Linked DNA regions of Mus musculus: region 1 is linked to region 2. Evidence: chromatin contacts called from ENCODE Hi-C or POLR2A ChIA-PET data. All regions are on one chromosome and are shown on one strand. Each heading gives the region's core, a stretch centred on a gene start or an enhancer-like site at or near the end of the contact. The rest is flanking DNA. Distances are from core to core; before and after follow the strand shown. Region 1 holds the start of Jmy (junction-mediating and regulatory protein). Region 2 overlaps Jmy (junction-mediating and regulatory protein).

Region 1 (5,226 bases), core at 2,405-4,904, 40 kb before region 2:
ATAGTAATGATATATGAGCAAAATTATCAGGATTCAGACCTCTCAAGAATGAGGATTTTGGACCTTGTAACCAGGTGAGCACCTGATGCTAGCAGGGAGAGCAGAGGACTTTAGAATGCAGAACGGAGAAGATAATAAGTTAGGTATGTCCATGAAAGCAATTGGAGTCATAGAGGTTGTAGCTTGCCCTAACCTCCTTTATAAAAATTTCTGTTCAAAACATGAGGCTTAGTATTTGGGGAGAGCAGCTCCCCAGATGTGTTTATGAAACAGTCATGTGACACACAGGGCTGTGCTGTGGTAGATATGAAGATGTTCAAATCAAGTCCTCCTTCAAGATTGGCACATGCTTCTTAGCCCAGCACTTGGGAGGCGGAGGCGGAGGCGGAGGCGGAGGCGGAGGCGGAGGCGGAGGCGGAGGCGGAGTTCCGTGAGTGAGAGGATAACCTAGTCTACATGGCCAGGCCAGGCTGGCCAGGGTGATATAGAGAGATCTTGCCTCAAAATAAATAAGCACATACATAAATAGATAAATGAAAGACTCACTTCCTCACAGCTACCAGAGGAAGATATGGTGGTTTACGTCCATCATCTCAGGAAGGCTGAGATAGGAGGTGGGCAAGTTTAAGACCAGGCTCAGCTAAGAAGTAAGACTCTTTGAACAAGACTCAAAATTAACTAAGCAACAAAAACAAGGGTCGACCCCAGCTGTAAGACTTGATCAACTGACAGTACTCAGTAGTTACGGTCTTCTTGAGCCAATTTCAAGTTTCATGTCATGCTTTCCTCAGGGTGGGCCTCCAATGACCAAGCAAGGCTTCACTATGTCCATCAGAGATGGACCCCTGAGAGTCATACTTTGTCCTGTAGTTCAACATGCTTCACTATGCAAGGCACCAAATCCTACTGAGATCTCTTTTCTTTTTCATATCTCACTTTCCCCTAGCTCTGCCAGGCCTTGAAGTCTCCCAGTTTCTTTCCAGAGTCTGTTTCTGGGAAAATCTAGTGTGGCTGTCAGTGAATTTAGCACCTGCTCCCTGAACTTGTCATTCACTTTCCTCCCCTTGAGGCTGATTGTAAGTGTCCAGGGTTCCTGTTCCCTCACATACAAAGCTAAAGTTACTCATTCCCTTCATACCTACCTTGCATGGCATTGTGGGGATACATTGTATAGGGAATGGTAGGCTTCTTGAACATCACAGACGACTAGAGTTTCTGTTAAAAGGCCCAAAGTGTTAAAATAGTTCCCAGATTACCAAACAATCCTCGATAGTTTCTAAGCCTTTTCAAAGTTGCCATGGTGTGTTCGTGCTTTTCTTGTCGCTTTACCTCTTCCCAGGGAGTAACTTACACACCCAACAATCAGATATGGACCTAAATAGAGAATGCTAGAGCACTACAGTAACATGTCATGGGAATTTGGCTTGTTTCTTTTCATTTGTCGGCTAACAATGACTAAGATAGGGGAAACTTGAAACAGCGAGACTTCCCATTTGAAAAAGCACAGTGGCAAGTATGTTAGGGGAAAATACTTAACACCTGTGTAAACATGAACCCGTTTCCCCTCCGTGGTTTGTGATAAGTCACAATTTTATAGCAGTAGATAGGTATGACAGTTAATCCATGTACATCAAATGTTGCTCTGTTTTGTGTGAGGTAGACTAACCTTGTGGCTCAGGCTGACTACAGGAGGCAATCCTACCCCAGACTCCCAGATGGTAGAATTGAGGTATAGCTACCAAGCCTGGCATTGATTTCTTTTAGGCATATTTAGCCTGCATTCTGCAGATTTATAAATGTATTGAATAAAGAGAGCTGGTGATTTCAAACTCTATCACAAAAAAAAAACAAAAAAACAAAAAAACAAAAAAACTAAGCAGTTATCTTTTTATCAAAAGGACAATTTTTCTGTAACGTTACTTGCTGAAGACTCCAATTTGCAGTGGGTTTCTTTCCTTTAGCATTTTATTTATTTTTGTGTTGCTGGAAATTGAACTCAGGATTTCATGAGTGCTTTGTAAGTACCCCAAGCACTGAGTAACACCCCAGACCCCTCTCCTCTCCTCCCCTCCCCCTCCTCTCCCTCTCCTTCCCTCCTCTCCCTTCCCCTCTTCCTCCTCTTCCCCTTCCCTCCCTCTTCCCTCTCCCTCTCCCTGTAGACCAGCTGGCTATGAACTCCCAGAGATCTGACTGTCTCTCCCTACTGAGTTGTGGAATAAAGGAGTGGGCCACCATACTTGGGTCTCTCCCAGCGTTTTCAAAGGTGCTTTTGATTTGCACGGAAGAGCTGACACATATGTACAAGCTTTGAAAATATGCAGCTCATTATAAGAATTCCAAAAGGTTGAAGTCATTTTTATCTTTTTCTGAATCTTGCTGTGTGTGTGTGTGTGTGTGTGTTTGGTCCAAGAGTAGGCATGGGTTTCAAAGCAGATGTTTAAAGTTTAAAATGTTCAGCAAGGCGGTGGTGGCACACGCCTTTAATCCCAGCACTTGGGAGGCAGAGACAGGCAGATATCTTAGTCCGAGGCCAGCCTGGTCTACAAAGTGAGTTCCAGGACAGCCAGGGCTACACAGAGAAACCCTGTCTCCAAAAAACCAAAACCAAAACAAAAAAAAAAGTTCAGCCAAGAGATAGGTCTAAAACTTTTGACTATCAATTTAGATGTCAGGCCAATACAAAACTGTGTGTAGCTGACAACGTGAGGGTGACTCAGATGATTTTCACACGTTTTAGAAATGTGGCTTAAAGTAAAAGAACTAATTCCTATTATACATTAGTGCCTGCTTGATGCCTTAGACACTGACAGGAAAGATGACGCCAATAATATAAAGTGGATTATAAACCTACTAGACAATATTAGGAATGTTTCAACACAATTTAGTATGAATAATTGGATTTTTCTGGCTGGTTTTTGAAACAAGGTCTTTTGTAGCCCCTGCTGGCCTTGAATTACCATATCTGGTTGCCTCTACTCACCAAGTGTTGGGATTATAGTTATGCACTGCCTTGCCAGGCTGATAAAAACTTTTTGTTTGTGCTTTCTGGGAACTCTGATAACTGAATACAATGTCAAAACTTTAGTGCAGTGACTGCCCAAAGAGATTCTCAGAACAGTACACAACGAGGAAAGCCGAAGCAATAAAAGAAGGATAAATTGAGACAAATGTTCACGCTCTTTAGGACGTGACTGAATTTTCCTACTGTTTTCGTATTCTCCTGAGTTGTTTTGCATACATGTCTAACTTAAATTGTGTCTGAAGGATGTCAGGGGAGAATGGAACCCTTTGGCTTAGCCTTGTAAAGCAAGGCAGAGTTCCCGGACTGTTTAGGACGCGTCTGAACACAGTTGGCGATCCAGATTCACTTAGGGTGAAGGAGGGCTACATCAAGGTCCTTGAACAAAGTCTCAGAGTCCCTCTGCCTTTGCTCCTCTTGCCGGGGGTTCAAAGCAACCTGTGCGGCCGGGCACACCAGTCTCTCATCTTGCAGAAAAGCGTCATCCCGCAGCCACAGACTCCGGGCCGGGAAAAAGGGGGCAGGGCTGGGGCCAGGAACGCGGCGGCGCGCAGGCGCGGCTGGAGGGACGCGGAGGGGGGCGGGGCGCCGCCGGGCGGGCGGGACGCGCGCCGCCGCTCCCGTTGCCGCTGCTGCCGCCGCCGCGTCAGCAGCGTGCCGCACGTGCCCGTGTTTACGTCCCTCGTGGAGCCGCAGACGTCACAGCCGAATGGCAACATTGTGGCGACGCTGAGACTAGCGCTTTAGGAGTCTGCTTTCTGGTTCTGGTTCTGGCTGGCTGGGCGCTGTTGGCCGGGGGCAGAGGGGCGGCGGGGAGGTAGGCCCCGGCGGGCGAGCGGCGGACGCGCGCCTCAGCACGCAGCCCCGCGGCTCCGCGCAGGCCGGTCCGGCGGCCCAGGGCCCTGCGCTGCGGCAGCGAGCGGCTTGTAAACAGATCCGGCCGCACGTGACCATGTGAACTACCTGCTCCGGGCCGCGTATTGTCTCTTCTGAGAGCCGCACCACAAAGGAGCCGGTGGGTGAGCGGCCGGCGCGCTAAGATGGCTGCAGGCGCCCCGCAAGGGTGAGCTGGGGGCGCGGCCACCGCGGAGACTCGGCCGGGCGGGCGACCCCCCTCGCCGGGCACCGGAGCTACCATGTCGTTCGCGCTGGAGGAGACACTCGAGTCCGACTGGGTGGCGGTGCGGCCCCACGTATTCGACGAGCGCGAGAAGCACAAGTTTGTGTTCATTGTGGCCTGGAACGAGATCGAAGGCAAGTTTGCTATAACCTGTCACAACCGGACGGCCCAGAGACAGAGGAGCGGTTCCCGGGAACAGGCGGGGACGCCCGCGTCTGATGGGAGTCGCGGTCCGGGCAGCCCCGCGGCCAGGGGTCGGTCAGAGGCCGCTGCCTCTGCTACAGCAGCGCTCCGGAGTCCCGGGCCACGGAAAAGCCAGGCCTGGGCCGAGGGCGGCTCTCCGCGCAGCGCGCGCAGCCTGAAGGGGGATCCTCCTCGGGGTCCCGCGGGCAGAGGACCGGAGAGTCCTCTCCGTAGCCCCGCGCGGGCTAAGGCCAGCCCGCTCCGCAGAAGCGCCGAATCCCGAGATGCGACCGCCAGTGCCACGCCAGCCCCGCCGGCGCCCCCGGTGCCCCCGGTGTCGTCGGTGCGGGTGGTGAGTGCCTCCGGGGCGGTCTCCGAGGAGATCGAGGTCCTGGAAATGGTGAGGGAGGACGAGGCGCCACAGCCGCTCCCGGACTCGGAGCAGCCGCCGTCTGCCGCGGAGCTGGAGTCTCCGGCCGAAGAATGCAGCTGGGCCGGGCTTTTCTCCTTCCAGGATCTGCGAGCCGTGCATCAGCAGCTGTGCTCGGTAAACTCCCAGCTGGAGCCGTGTCTGCCGGTGTTCCCCGAAGAGCCGTCAGGCATGTGGACGGTGCTGTTTGGGGGCGCCCCCGAGATGACCGAGCAGGAGATCGACGCTCTATGTTACCAACTCCAGGTATACCTGGGCCACGGCCTGGACACGTGTGGCTGGAAGATCCTTTCTCAGGTTCTTTTCACCGAGACGGATGATCCGGAGGAGTATTACGAAAGCCTCAGCGAGCTGCGGCAGAAGGGCTATGAAGAGGTGCTTCAGCGGGCCAGGAGGCGCATCCAGGAGGTGAGTGCGGAGTCCGAGCAGCGGTCCTAGTTTTCACGTCTCACTGCCAAGTGTTGGAGCCTGGGT
Region 2 (5,836 bases), core at 2,022-4,521:
TATATAGTTTTAAGATCAAAGCTATGCATTTAGCTTATTATACAATATGACTACATCAAAAATTCAAGGTATAGTAATGGTGGTTTCATTGTTTTCTTAAGGCCAAGTTAGACTGAGCACACTGTAGGGAAACAGATTGAACACAGTCTAAAATGAGCTTAAGGCATGTTATTTAATATGATTTCAGGTATTTGAAAGCAAGCGTTATTTTCAGAAAAAAGCTATTCCCTCAGAGCCACTAAGAACAGCAGTGACTATAGCAGCAAAGCTTAGACCAAGAAAAGGGAGCAGAACTACTTTTTTTTGGGTTTGGGTTTGGTGGTGTTGTTGTTTTGGTTTTTTCGAGACAGGGTTTCTCTGTGTAGCCCTGGCTGTCCTGGAACTCACTTTGTAGACCAGGCTGGCCTCGAACTCAGAAATCCGCCTGCCTCTGCCTCCCAAGTGCTGGGATTAAAGGCGTGCGCCACCACGCCTGACTTAGAATTTCTTTTTTTAATTTTTTAATTTATTTTTTTGAACTTTTAAGTCATTTACTTGACTAGATAGCTACAGTTCAGTTACTATTCTAAAAGATATAACTGGTTAGCTTCCAAAATTGCTTTTAAATAAAGTACTTGAATTGTGGCAATAAACAAAACATAAGATACTGCAGTTTATAAAATAACACATAAGAAATTTCAACTCTTATTCTTTGAGTTATAAAAATCAAGGTTTGGCTAAGTTATGAACATGTTTCCCATGTAATTATTTGCATAACTCTAGTAATGCTCAGTGGCATAAGATCAGGTTCTTTTAAAAAAAAAATCACTAAAAACATAAAAAGCCCCTATATTACCCGTAGAATATATTCATTTACATTTACATTCCAGGATTTGCTATATCAGTTATAATTTTAAAGGTCATATCCAAAGGAGAAAGCAACCCATCTATAGACTGGCATTATTTATTTATTTTTTGGCTTGTGAAATGTCCTTAATTTGTTGATGTAGCAAACAAATTTCAACTCTGCATGCAAATGACAGAAGAAATCTGCTCAGCAATTAGCTTTAGAGTTTCAATTCATATAGGCAACATGCTATATGTGAAAAAATTACTGACTGAACTACAGGTATTAAATACTGAAAAAAATTAAGTTAATTTTTAACAATTAATTTTATTAATATTAATTTTAATAATTAATAAAATTAATTTATTTTATTTAATAATTTAGGAAGTTTGTAGCCATCAGCAGTTCCATTGCTATTTCAGGTGCAATTGGGAATTCAGGAATTTCAGTGGAGCTGTTAGTATAGTGAACCTTGTAGGTAAAGTACATGCACAGTTTTGATAGCACATGTGAGGGGATCTCTGTAAAATTGACCTCGTTGGTTTCATTCTCGTTAAACCGACCGGGACCACTCAACATGGCCTTTATTGTTCCTGATATTAATGCATGTTCTCTTTTTACAATAAATTCAGGGCCATCAGAAGGTATTAATTTTACATACATAGCATCAGGGCCTTCATAGCTACCATAGGTTTTCTCCTCTCCATCCATTATGTTCTTGTAAAATTCTATTTGAGCCCAGAGGAGCTTTCGTATTTCTTAGCCAGTCCCACAGCTACCGCAGCTGTAATCCCACATACCGCCACAGCCCCTATCCCAAGAGCAGAACTTCTAAGGAAGCAAATTCCTTATTTGTCAGAACAGGAACATGTGATTTTTGAAGACTGTAAGTCAAGAAATACCAATATTTGTAAAGTAAGCACCAGAAGTGGTTTAATAGATGGCTGTATTTGAGCATCAGTGTAGGAATGGGGAAGGTAAGCATAAGGAATTGACTTACAGTTACTTTAAGATGTATGTGACTTATTAATGAAGTTATTTATTTTTTAAAGAAAGAAGTTCGGGGATTAGAGAGATGGCACAGCAGTTATGAGCACTGACTGCTCTTCCAAAGAACACAGATCAATTCCCAGCACCCACCTAGGGGCTCACAACTGTCTGTTAACTCCAGTTACAGGGAACCTGATGCTCTTTTCTGGTGTCCATGGGCACCAAGCACACATGGCATGCACAGACACAAATTTAGGCAAAATACCTGCACATATAAATAGAACTAAAATAAACGATTTCTGAAAAATTTAAAGCAAAGCTTATACTAAATTCTATATTGTAAAAGACAAATACTACAGAATTAATCACCTTTGAAAATACAGTGAGATTATCCCATGTTGCTAGTCTAATCTCCAGCTTCTGTCATTTGTTAAAGTGGGATTGGCATACGTATCTGGATTTCAGGAGGCACCACTGCCAGTGCTCCTATCTGTGATATGCTTTTTCAAAAAAAGAGTTTACTTTAGTCATTTGTATGCATATGTCTGTGTGGTTGTATGGATGTGACTGCAGATGCGCATGGAGGCCCAAGGTATTGCTTCTGGAGCTGGCATTTTTCTCTCTGAGCTGTCCAATATGTATGCTGCTAATTGACCTCGGGTCCCCTGGAAGAGTTTGGGAGCTCATAATTGCTGAGCCATCTCTCCATTTCTGCGTTTTAAAATTGGAACATATTAGCTGTCTATCAACATGAGCATTTGATTCATCCAGTCAGTCCTATTATCACAAGCTAAGAAGCTCTTTCTTCTGGGAAAGAAGAGGGCTGTGCTGCCTCTGAGGGCTTGCTGGTTCCATCTGCACTGGCACATGGCATTAGCTCCTCCGGCATCTGGTCATCACAAAGTTTCCTAAATGTTGTTTCTGAAACTACTCTACCTCCTGAGTGCTGGGATTAAAGGCATATACCACTATTCAAGATAACAGAATGTATATTAGACTGTGCATTAAAGACATTAAGTTTATCATTTGGGGGAGTCAGTGAATATTTTGAATATATAGGGATTAGATAGATTTCAGCTAACATATACATATATCTCTTTTTGCGCATGTGTGTTCAATATGTTCACGCCCCCTCCCATTCCTAAATGTTATTTTTGTTGATTATTTCTTTTTTGTTGTTTTTTAAGACAGGGTCTCTCTATGTAACCTTGGCTGTCCTGTAACTAACTCAATATGTAGCCTATCATATCCAGCCTCAATTTTCTTTTATTTTACAATTTATACATATTTTTAATTTATGTGTGTGTGTATGTATGTATGTATGTGAGTCTGTGAGTTTATGTGCACCACATTTTTACAGAATCCTGCAGAAGCCAGAAGAAGTGCATCTAATTCTCTGGAAGTGGTTTTAACAGGTGCTTGTGTGGATGCTGCCAGGTCCTTTGCAGGAGCAGCAGACATGCTTCCCTCCTCAGCCATCTCCCCAGGGCGTGGTGAAGCTTGTTTCTTTGCTTTGTTTGAGACAGTGTCTTACTATGTAGCTCTGGCTGTTCAAGAATTCACAATGTAGACCAAACTGGCCTCAAACTTGAAGATTTACTTGCCTCTCAGTGCTGGGATTAAAGGCATACACCACTACATGATAACAGAGAAAGCACTATGAGATAGAGACATTGAGTGTAATTGATTGTGAAAGCCAGTGAAATCGAAAACTTTATAGTTCTTCAGTGTCTAGTAGTTTTGTGCCTTAATATTTCTACTAAATTACTATTAACAGCTGTGTATGATCGGATGCGAGCAGATCAGAAGAAATTTGGCAAAGCATCGTGGGCAGCAGCTGCTGAGCGAATGGAAAAACTCCAGTATGCAGTTTCTAAAGAGACTTTGCAGATGATGAGAGCTAAAGAAATTTGTCTGGAACAGAAGAAACATGCACTAAAAGAAGAGGTAACAAAAGCTATCATTAAGAATGTTGAAAACGTAAAACATTACGATTTGCATAAATAAGATTCTTGATTTTGAGAAACATTTAATATTTTTATAACACCATTTTGATAATATTGTCAGTGAATATTATGTGCTTTGTGCGTGTGTGTGTACCTGTGTGCATGTTTGTGTGTTAGTATACACGTGTGTTCAGATGTAGATGCATGTGTTTGTGTATGCATGAAGCCTTGTGTATCATTCCTCAGTTGATGACCACTTTGAGGAAAGAGCTTTCATTGCCCTAGGATTTGTCAATTAAGCTGGGTTGGCCAACTCAGGCATCCAGTTTCTGTGTCTATCGCCTATGACACCATACTTAGCATGTTTTAGTTTCTTTCTGATGCTGTGATAAAATATAGACCAATAGCTAAGAGGAGGAAAGGGCCTCTTTGGTTTACTTCCAGGTCACAGTTCATCACTGAGGAACATCCAGGCAGGGGTTTGAAGCAGAAACTTGTTTGCTGGCTTCTTCTCTTAACTGGCTTCAGCTCCTGTTCAGCTAGTTTGCTTAAACTACCCAGGACCACCTGCTCAGGGAATAGTTCTGCCCACAGTGTGCTAAGGCCTCCAGCATCTGTTACCAGTCATTACAGCCCTTGATGGATATTCACAGACCAACATGATAAAATGACAGTTACTCAACTGAGATTCTTTACGAGTTGTTCTGGGCTGTGTCAGGTTGACAGTTGATAATTAGGACACATGGCTCTCTTCTTGTCTTAGTTACTTTTTATAGCTGTGCTACGACATCATGACCAAGGCATGGTTCTCAAGGCGTAGGGTCTGTGACCATTATAACAGGGAGCATAGTTGTAGCCAAGCATGACACTGGAGCAGTTGCATTTCAGTTTGAAAAGGAGCACAAGGCAGAGAGCCAACTGGCGATAGTGACTGTCTTGAAACTTCACAACCCATTCCCAGTGATATAAGTCCTCCACCAAAGCCTCCCATCCCTACCAACTGGGGCCAGACACTCAAACTTGAGCCTGTGGGGCCATTCATTATCAGGGGCCTATTCTCCTTTAAACTACCAGGCTTTGTACCCCATTTTTAAACCATTTCTATGAGATAATGTTTGTGATTGCACCCACTTAAAGATTGCCACCTGTAAAGATCTGGACACATGGTAGCTTTTTATTTAACAGGGAGTAGCATACACCAAGGTACAAAAAAGGCCAATGAATTTTCAATGCTTATTGAAATAAAAGTTTCTCTCTGTTTTTGTTTTTTTTTCTTTTTGTTTTTTGAGATATGATTTCTCTGTGCTACTCTGACTACCTTGGAGCTTGCTCTATCAAGCCGCTGGCCTTGAACTCATCATCTTCCTGCCTCTGCCTCCTGAGTACTGGGCTTAAAGGAGTGCACATCCATGCTTAAGCCCAGAAGAAAGACATGTTTCTTGTGGTTTCCTTATACCTTCTCTGCATCTCCATGCTGTGCCCAAGCTTGAGACTAGTGTACACAGACATGTGATCTGATCAAGCCCACAGATCATTTTCACATATATTTGTCAAATTTCACTATGATCTTTGACCATATCTTATTCATGTTTTTTCAAAATACAGCCTTTTTAAAAGGCTGCGTCTGGGATTGAGATGGTTCAGTGGGCTAAAGACACTTGCCTTTTTTATTAGGGAGTGTAATTCCATTGTGGAACTTTTGCATAGAATGCACATGATATCCAGCACTAAAACAATAATGAAAAGTCAATAGAATAAAGCCACTTAGTCACATAATATAATAATCTAGCTATCGCCAGCCAGTGTGTGCAGAGAACTGCATAATAAAGCAATAAAACCCTGAGTTTTAGGCATTCAGTTCCACTGACAATGTATGACTTTTAGAATTTCGAAAACAATGTTGTATATTTACTTTTAAGAAGTGTCTGTCCAAATATCTAGCTGATTTTTTTTCTAATAACTTTTTTCTTTTAAAGAATTTTGTTCTGGATTCAGGTCCGTTACCCAGTATAGGCCTGCTTTTCTCCCCCTCTCTTGGTTAGTCATTTTGACTTTAACATACTGAACATGGAGC

The links. A loop is a pair of places that touch in the nucleus more often than their neighbours do. ChIA-PET counts read pairs that join two places held with the same protein, here RNA polymerase II (POLR2A).
Region 1: a map of gastrocnemius shows a loop between it and region 2 (2.4-fold over the local background). The contact joins the promoter of Jmy here to the enhancer-like site in region 2. A Hi-C loop is called at or near these places in 4 of 37 maps with a recorded cell type or tissue (adrenal gland, gastrocnemius, heart and 1 more). POLR2A ChIA-PET finds 5 or more read pairs at or near these places in 2 of 5 experiments (Patski and embryonic stem cell).

What each region holds. Positions count from the first base shown.
Region 1 is chr13:93,498,236-93,503,461 of GRCm38, reverse strand. Jmy (junction-mediating and regulatory protein) reads left to right here and starts at 3,654. Exons shown (of 11, transcript NM_021310.3): 1 at 3,654-5,160. The coding sequence starts at 4,156.
Region 2 is chr13:93,457,547-93,463,382 of GRCm38, reverse strand. Jmy (junction-mediating and regulatory protein) reads left to right here. Exons shown (of 11, transcript NM_021310.3): 4 at 3,594-3,763. It also overlaps the pseudogene Gm30155. Among named protein-coding and RNA genes, the nearest start is that of Gm6109, 12 kb to the right of the region's middle. Within about 2 kb of position 3,271, at least 1 of the 3 ENCODE cell types and tissues checked has a DNase peak (open chromatin) inside an H3K27ac peak, as active enhancers do; it is gastrocnemius, where a contact is called at or near this core.